Regions from separate parts of the Homo sapiens genome. Here region 2 is linked to region 1. A link is an interaction called in ENCODE POLR2A ChIA-PET data of the cell type or tissue named here. Cell type or tissue: PC-3. All regions are shown on one strand. Links, peaks and the distances in the headings refer to the core of each region. The heading gives the core; the rest is flanking DNA.

Region 1 (4,393 bases), core at 67-4,066:
GGCTGGAGTGTGCAGTGGCGTGTTCTCGGCTCACTGCAAGGTCTGCCTCCCGGGTTCATGCCATTCTCCTGCCTCAGCCTCTCAAGTAGCTGGGACCACAGATGCCTGCCACCACGCTCAGCTAATTTTTGTATTTTTAGTAGAGATGGGGTTTCACCGTGTTAGCCAGCATGGTCTCGAACTCCTGACCTAATGATCCGCCCACCTCGGCCTCCCAAAGTGCTGGGATTACAGGCGTGAGCCACCGCGCCCAGCCCTGTTTTCTCAAATATAAGCAAGAGTTTCCAATTAACTTCACAAAAATATTTTCAGAATCAATAATATGACATTGGCTGGGAATTGTAAATGTTCTGAAAGAAATCTACAGTCTCCAGGAACCACACTCATTCAGTCTGGGTTCCTCCTTGCCAGGCTAGACCACAAGGAATTGGGGCCACATGAAAATAGTAGAAGGTGGTTTGGCTGCAGATGCACAATCCAGCTTTATCTGGGCCAGAGAATAAAAGGAGCTGACAAAGCAGAGGGGAGTGTGGAGGCTCGTCGTTCCTCTCTGGAGTCAAAACTCCCCAAGCCACACCAAGTGCAGGTGCTAAAGGCTCTGGAAGGGTAGACAGACAGGTCTCTTTACTGTGGCATTTGTACGGATACAGAAAAAAAATGCCTTGAAAATAGGGATGGACCTGAGGAATGGTCCACCATCTGACTTAATAACTAGCTTAATGATGTGGCTGGACCTGCACGAATTGAGCTGGCACCATGGCTTGATCACCTACACAAGCAGCACTGAATTTGGAAGATGAGAGTGTTCTGGTGAGAGTGTATAGAAGGTGAAATTACAAGGATGACTAATAAGACAGGTGGATTTTATGGCTGCAAAGAGGCCCTTAGAAGTGAGCACTCAGGCAATGTGCTACTTCACTACTTAGCTACATAAGACTGAACAACCCAATCCAGCAGATGAAAACATTAAGCGCACCTCTGACGTGTCCCTAGCTGCTGTTATCTCACCTTATCCTCACACCTTGTGCTTGCCAGAGCCTCTTCCTCCTCCTCCTCCTGCATGCTCCATGGAACCACTACTTTCCCAGACGCCCCCAAGCCAAATTCCTCAGCATCATTCTTGACTCCTCCCTCTTTCTCTCATTTCCCACTTCTAATTAATTGCCAAGTCCTGCCAATTCTACTTCCTAAATATTTCTCAAGTCCTCTACTCCTTACATCTCCACTTTTACCAGCAGAGTGGGAGCCACCGTTATCTCTCGCCTCCTCCGCTGCTATAGACTTCTCATTGGTTTTTCTGTTTCCATTCTTGTTGTCCTTGAGACAAGGTGATCTTTTGGAAACACAAACCTGACAGAGCTACTTCTCCACGGAAAACCTTCTAATAACTTCCCATGTGTTTTTCTTAAAAATTAGAGAGTAATATCCATTTCCCATGTTTTTTCTTTAAAGAGGAATATCCATGCAGTGAAAATAACTCTTTTGAATGCATAATTACGTAAATTTTGACAAACACACAGTCAGGTAATCACAGCATTAAAAATATAGAACAGTTCTTTTTGGTGATTAAGAATAGAGCTTTTATAAGCATTCTCATAGAATGTTTTGTGGAATGTTAAGTTTACATTTTACTTAAGTAAATACCTAGGAGTGGCATTTCTAGGTGTACAGTAAAGACAGATTTAACTTGATAAGAAAATGCAGAAATGTTTTCCAACATAGCTGTACCATTTTGCATCCCTCTGCTGGTGGGATAAAGTTCAAACTCCTTCTCAGGTCTTCCAGGGCTCTCTACTCCAGCCCTCTGGCTCCCCACTCACAGCCCTCTCCCTTACTCCACCCTTTCCACGCTTTGTCACCGACCACACTCAACTTCTTTTGCTGCTGTGAACAAGCTCTTACTCATCTCCAGGACTCCCCACATGCTGTGTTTTCTGCCCAAAATATTTTGTATTCCCTTCTTTGCCTAAATAACTTCTTTATCTGGCCAATTTGTTGGCTTAAACATCTCCTTTGCTAGGAAGCTTTCCCTTAACCTAAATTAGGTTCCCCTGTGTGTTTCCTTCCTTCATTCATTCAGCAAATGTCTGATGAATAAACCCAGGATCTAGGCTCTGATCTGGCACTGGAGTTGGGGCAGTGAACAAAGTAGACAAAAGTACAGGCTCTCATGGGGCTTACAGTCCAGTGGAGCAGATGGACAATGAACAATAACAACAACAAAACAAACATGCACTAGAATGTCAGGTGGTGGCGAGTGCTATAAAATATAAAGCAGAGTCACAGGGAAGACTAGTGAAGGACTTGGGGCTGCTGTTTTAGACTAGGACTGTTGAGAGGACATCGTAAAGGAGCAGCCCTGAAAATATCTGGTGAAAGGTTATTTCAGCAGAGTAAACAGCAAAGACAAAAAAGAGATTGGCATGAAGAGGATGGTGTGCTCAGGAGGTAGCTCGGAGTCCAGTGTGGCGAGAACACCATAAGCCATGAGACAAGGGAAGAAGACAAGACGAGCAAGGGTCCAGGGTCTGATCGCAAGTCGCTTCAGTGGCACTCTACACCCCCAACACCGCTCTTTCACCCTGCATGCTTACTGCTTTCTACATTGTCTGTCTTCCCCTCTCCATGGTGTACTCTTTGAGACCCAGGGCTGTGTTTATTCTGCTCATTACTGATTTCAAGCATGTGACATGTTAGATTCTTAGTAAATATTTGAATGACTAAGTGACTGAATGGAGTAACTCAACAACACTGAGTTTATTGATTCAATGACAAATCTCTGAGAAGATGGCATGAGCCCATATCACCAATAGAGAAGAAGAGGCTCAGATTGCATAAATTACTTTCCCAAAGGGAGAGGTGAGTTGTGTGGCTGAAATTCAGCTTCTTTGTGATCAAAGCTCTCTCTCACAATACCAATATCGGCATTGCCTGTCCTAAACCAAGAGGTAAGGTACAGACTCTAGCATCCAAACATCTCTCAGCCCATTCTCATTCTCTATCCCTCTGCTGACTGAATTTGAAATACTATCTGTCATGGACTGAATGTTGTATCCCCATCAAATTCACACGCTGAAACTCTACCCCCAAATGTGATGGCATTAAGGAAGTTGGGACTACGGGACATAATTCGACTTAGATGAGGTCATGAGAGTAGGGCCCATATGAATTGGATCAGTGTCTTTATAAGAGTCCTAAGGGAGCTTGCCACGGGAGCACACAAGGAGAAGTCAGCAGCCTGCACCCCAGAAGAGGGCCCTCACCAGACCCCACCCCCCGGCTCCCTGATCTCAGACTTCCAGCCTCCAGAATGAATGGAAATAAATTTCTGTTATTTTACAAGCCACCCTGTCTATGGTACTTCATTGTGGCAGCCAGAATGGCCTAAGACACCATATCTGAGCCATCCATTAGGGAAGTAGTTGATGGGGGGCAGCAACCCAGGAGCCCACAGATGTTTTTATACTTGACACACAGAATGATTTTTAAAAACTGGGAAACATCATCTTAAGAAAATCAACATTTGTGGCCTATCTGAAATATCTGAATATGTGGCAATGCAGAGTTCACTGTGTCTCATGGAAAAACCCAATGAGTTGAATATTTACTGTCCCTTGATGGAGGGTAGATCTCTCTAATGGCCTTCGATGCTTTTTCCTGGTCCACTTCACTTGTTTAGGTCACTTGCTTGTAGGGTGATAAAGTGTGCTTTAATCCCCTACAGCAAATGGACTCAGTGTCTCTGATTTGGGGCTTTGGAGACCGGGGCCAATCTACTTGTGTATTTCCCTTTCCTGCACACTTAAGTACTTGAATTAAGAACAGAATGACTGTCTAGAGAAGCCTTGAAATCAGCAAATCAGGAAACAAAGGTGATGCCCCAAAGAGTTGTATGCAGCAGAGGAGATCGTAAGAGGAAAACAGGCAAGGCAGTGGTGAAGGCTGTGTTCCCTCCACCCAGCTCAGCATGTGGGCCTTAGGTTCTTACCTGGGCAAAAGGCCCACATGGCTTCAGTGCCAGCTGGCTGAGCCCCTGCTTCTCCCTTGATGACTTAACTCAGCACTCCAGCCATCCAACACCATTTAGGCTACTGTTCTATTCCAGTTGTTTATTACAGATATCTATGCATACCAGGCAGTACTGATTCAAGAGTAGTCTGGCTTGGGGGAACTCTGGAAGAGAACTGGAAGGAATTCTCCATGCCAGGTTATGTAATCCAGGGTCTACCACAAATCCTGGCACACAGTTGCTAAATACTTTCTGAAAATGAATGAACTTTGGGGAAGTTACTTGTCCTGCTTCATCTGTAAAGCAAGAGGTTTTCACTTAGTTAATTTTCAAGACCTCATAGAGCTCCAAAATTCTGTGGTTCTATGGGTTTCTAGGTAGTTA
Region 2 (4,393 bases), core at 258-4,257, 150 kb before region 1:
AGTTTGGTTTAGAGGCAACCCAGTACATCCCCATGACTTACTTGTTGGCAAGTGGTTCATAAACCACTTACATCACACAATTCATATCATATCCAACCTGTGTGTTCAGAATTAATTAGTATTTATTATAAAAGTTAAACTGATATGCAACATTTGTTTTTAAACAAAAAAAAATTAATAGCAAGTCTCTTTCCTTCTTCACCTTTTCCATCCCCACTAGTTCCTAAAGTCTTAGGGAACATCAAAAATCATCTGTTCATTTGTAAACATATTTTTTAAAAATAGTATTTAGAAATGAGATTATACACTGTTTGGTATCTTCTTTGGATTATTTAACATTTATCTAAGCTATTTTAAATCCAAGCACTCATTCTTAGAATCGTCTTATATTTGTTGGGATGTTTTGGTTGAAAGTCTACTGATGGCACTTACAGCTCAGGGTCACAGCCTGTATGTATAACCAGAGCCTGTGGGCTCATTGTGCCTCGCATTTTCATCTAAGAAAGGTCCTTATCATATTCTATGTGCATCAGATACCTCCTCAGATCAGAGCAGGGGTCTGTGGCTAGAATTATAAAATCTTTTTTGTCTATCTGGGCTTTTTCAAAACAAAGCCTTCAATATTCAACATAGCTCTCAAACTCCCATCTTCACTCCCAGCCTTCTGTTTTGCTCTCTCTCTCACTCTCTCTCATATGCACTCTCTCTCTCTCTCTCTCTCTCTGTCATTCACAAGCTTTCCTTTCTCGAACCCTATTGAAAATTACCATGCATTCCTCCTTCTAGCAGAATAGAACGTCTTGCACAAGAGGAGTGGAACAGCGGTCAGAGCATTACAGCTGACTCATCTTGACCAGAGAAGGTTACAGCTGGAGGCCCCAGAGATTGCCCACTTCCCCCCTCCATTTGACAGCAAGGGAAACAATGGCCAGAGAGGATCTGGAACTTTCTCTCAATTTCAGTGAAGGCCAGAGGTAAAATCAGGATTGTCTGAAGACAAGTAAGGTCAGGTGCATAGGGTTATATGTAGGAGTATAGTTAACAGGTGTCAGAAACTTGGATTTAATTTAGAGGTGGTTAGGACATGCATAATATTTTTCAACTATGCGTGAAATCTGGGATTCTGCATTTATTTAAAATATAGGATTGTCCATTAATTCTTTCTCTTGAGAGGGCGCTTCTTTCAGAAATGATCTAGGCACTTACAAACATTTTAAAAATATATACACGTGAGATCATACTTTCATAGTGATATAAGCATCATTGCTCATATCCCTAATGAACAGATGGGGAAAAGGAGGTAGAGACAGAGAGAGAGACAGAGAGTCAGCAACTCACCACAAGAATCTCCTGGTTGCCTGTCTGGGCTTCTGTCAGCTCCATTTAGTTGAATTTCTATTCAATATTATTACTGAGGTCTTATACTTAAGAACATGTTCTTTGGGTTTCCTGCTTATCTCCAAGCTGAAGAATTTATTTTCTTCTATTTGCTTTTCCAATCTTCAGCTTCCATGACCTTAAAAAAAAAAGTACACAAACTGAGCTGGTCTAAGAGCAGCCTGTTTGCAACCTGATATGAGACCTGGAATGCAACCAGATAAACCTTGGTGTAGGGTTCTCTAAACACATTCAACATTTTTTCCAAGAGGCAATCGGTTTATTTCCTTTGAAATGCTTGATGATGAATTAACAGTACATTTTCGAAACTATTGAAAGAGCAGAGGTAAAATGGTAGTTATACATGTCGGAATGGGAAATAGAGAACTATGGAATTTATCTTACTTTGAAGCTTAAACCCCTTTTAATATTCCTTGTATTTAGCCACATGTATTTTTAAGGTGGAAATTAGTTAATGGAATATTCTCATAGTCCATACTTTTTATTAAGGTTGATGTTTGATGAACCAGATAATGTCTACTCACTTTCTGCTTTAAAGTTTATAATTCTTGATAAAAGGAAAAGTGGTGAATTATGTGAGCCAACCCTGGAAAGTATTTCCGTATTGAGTTTTGTTTGTTTCAAAGAACCTACTGTACATATGCAAAAAAATATGTCTTATCAATTGTTTTACCAAAGCCATGAGTCCCCTTGTCAGTGTAGACAGAATCAGTTGTCTTTCTGTATGAGAATATCATGGAAAAGCACAGATGTAACAAGCGTTCCTTCCAAACCTAAGTGGTAGAATTATGTGACTTAAACTGTGGAGTCAGGACTAATCTCACAGGCTTTCAAAATTGCTCCCTCTTATCTCTTTAACCTCCCTTTCCTCTTTTATCTAAGGAGGGAGAGTGAAATAAGTAAATAATCCTGGATTTGTGAGAGTGGAAGGAAAGGTATTATGACTTTTAAGGTCCTATTTTAATACCTTTGACTAATGAGACATTAATTACAGTGTTGAATAAATCTTGAGATGATTTCAAAGCAAAGCCTGCTCTTTTTTCCTTCCACTGATTTAATATCTAGGGAGTTCCATCCTATGAAGGGCAGTTTCTTCTCATTAGCTATCTTCAACAGTCCGGGCCAAATAGGACATTTGAGTCCTTTTAAAGCGGCCTTCAAGTCCCCTCTCAGCCCTTTTAAATGCTGCCTTGTCAGTTCATGTCCAGCAGCCCTAAGCAGAGTTCAGTCAACATCTTCCCTCTCCTCCAAGTCTTTGCAAATGCTCTTCTCCTCCTGGCTGCCTGGCATTGCTGCTTAACCCAGAGACTTAAAGTCTCTCCCACTGCCCGCTTGCTGAGCCACAGTCACAATCATGACCTTCAGAGTTTCTCTTGCTGCCTGGGCCCAAACTGCCATCTCCACCAATGTCTTCACCAGCACCACCATCCTTGCCGCCTGTTGCCAATACTCACAAAAGCCACAGCCTAACAGTCACCACTAAATTCTTCATCAGAGCTTCTGCTGTTAGCTCTAGGACAACGGTTCTCACCCAGGGGCCATTTTCTACCCACTCCCCTCAGTCCCAGGGAACATTTGGCAACGTCTGTACACATTTTTTCGTTGTCACAACTTGGGGAGGTGAATGCCACTGGCATCCAGTGTGTCAAAGGCAAGAAAGCTGCTTAAGAATTTACAATACACAGGAGGACCTCCATAACAAAGGCTTACCCAGCCCCAGATGTCAACAGTGCTGAGGTGGAAAACCTTGCTCTAGGAGTTAGTGGAGGCCTTTATTCTCTTTCTGTACCTTTGGCAAAAAAACAAAGATAGAAGAAAACAAAACACAATCTGTCCTCCAGGCACACAGCTAGAACCCTCTGTTCTCTTCCCTACTTCTCAGTTTAGGATTGGAGAGAAAACAAGTGGGATTTTGTAGAACCTGCCTTTTCATTTATGGCGTGGGTCCTCCCTCATCTGGGCAGAGGCTGGGACAGACAGGCTCTGTCTGAACAGAAGAACCCATTTACGCCAGAGGTTCTCAACACTGGCTGCACATTAGATTCATAACATCTAACATTTTAAAAATACTGAAAATACAGATATTCAGAATTCAAATGGAATTGGCCTGTGATGAGGCCTGGGTGATACCTTTTAAAAACTCTCTGGGCTGGGCACAGTGGCTCACCCCTGTCATCCCTGCCCTTTGGGAGGCTGAGTGGGGCGGATCACTAGAGGCCAGGAGTTTGAGACCAACCTGGCCACCATGGTGAAACCCTGTCTCTCCTAATAATACAAAAATTAGCCGGGCATGGTGGCATGCTCTTCTAGTCCCAGCTACTTGGAAGGCTGAGGCACAAGAATTGCTTGAACCCGGAAGGTGGAGGTTGCAGTGAGCCAAGATTGTGCCACTGCACTCTAGCCTGGGCAACAGAGTCAAAATGTGTCTCAAACAAAACAAAACACTCTCTAGATCATACTGACACGCAGCCAGAGCTAATAACCCCTTGGACCGGTCACCCACGCAGCGGGGAAGAGAACAGATACCCCTGAAGAACTGAATGAAGTTATTCTTCCAGGATCTTTTTAGTGCTAAAAAACATCTCATCTTCCAGTAGGAGGGAAGTCATTTAACTGTGTGGTCAGCATGGGTCATCTGGGCAGATACAGATTATTTCAGATTATTTGATGTTCTTAACTGGAGTCTTTCTATGGCTTGAATTGAAGCTTATTTTTAATAATAAAAAAGTTTTAATATTTATCAAAATCAGGAAAAGAGGGTAAATTAGATTAAAAGCCATCCTCATAATTAAGCACTCTATGCTAGCTATTTATTTGTCTTAGAAAAAAATGATTCTTTCCTCTTTTAGAAAGATACAATAATTCTAAATTAAAGCTTCGAGATAAATTATGACTTATGAAGAATAATGGGATAGTATCATAAATAAAAAACATTGTCTGCATGAAATATGACCACTCTAATTCTGTACATTTCCTCCCCATTTCAATACAATGA

The links. ChIA-PET counts read pairs that join two places held together with the same protein. Peaks named below come from ENCODE experiments on the same cell type or tissue, not always from the same donor. Only the 100,000 strongest peaks of a DNase experiment are listed, where the experiment ranks them.
Region 2: POLR2A ChIA-PET joins it to region 1 with 5 read pairs; 2 of 35 experiments call an interaction of 5 or more read pairs at or near these places.

The regions. Positions count from the first base shown.
Region 1 is chr5:38,753,545-38,757,937 of GRCh38, forward strand. The region is part of intron 2 of OSMR-DT (OSMR divergent transcript); the gene reads right to left. Among named protein-coding and RNA genes, the nearest start is that of LINC01265, 35 kb to the left of the region's middle. In PC-3, for the core only: a CTCF peak has its summit at 1,726 (motif pointing left); DNase peaks (open chromatin) are centred at 1,857 and 2,757; H3K27ac peaks cover 2,525 bases.
Region 2 is chr5:38,606,814-38,611,206 of GRCh38, forward strand. The region is part of intron 2 of LIFR-AS1 (LIFR antisense RNA 1); the gene reads left to right. It also overlaps a transcript of LIFR not described here. Among named protein-coding and RNA genes, the nearest start is that of MIR3650, 51 kb to the left of the region's middle. In PC-3, for the core only: no CTCF peak of the experiment used is centred there; no DNase peak of the experiment used is centred there.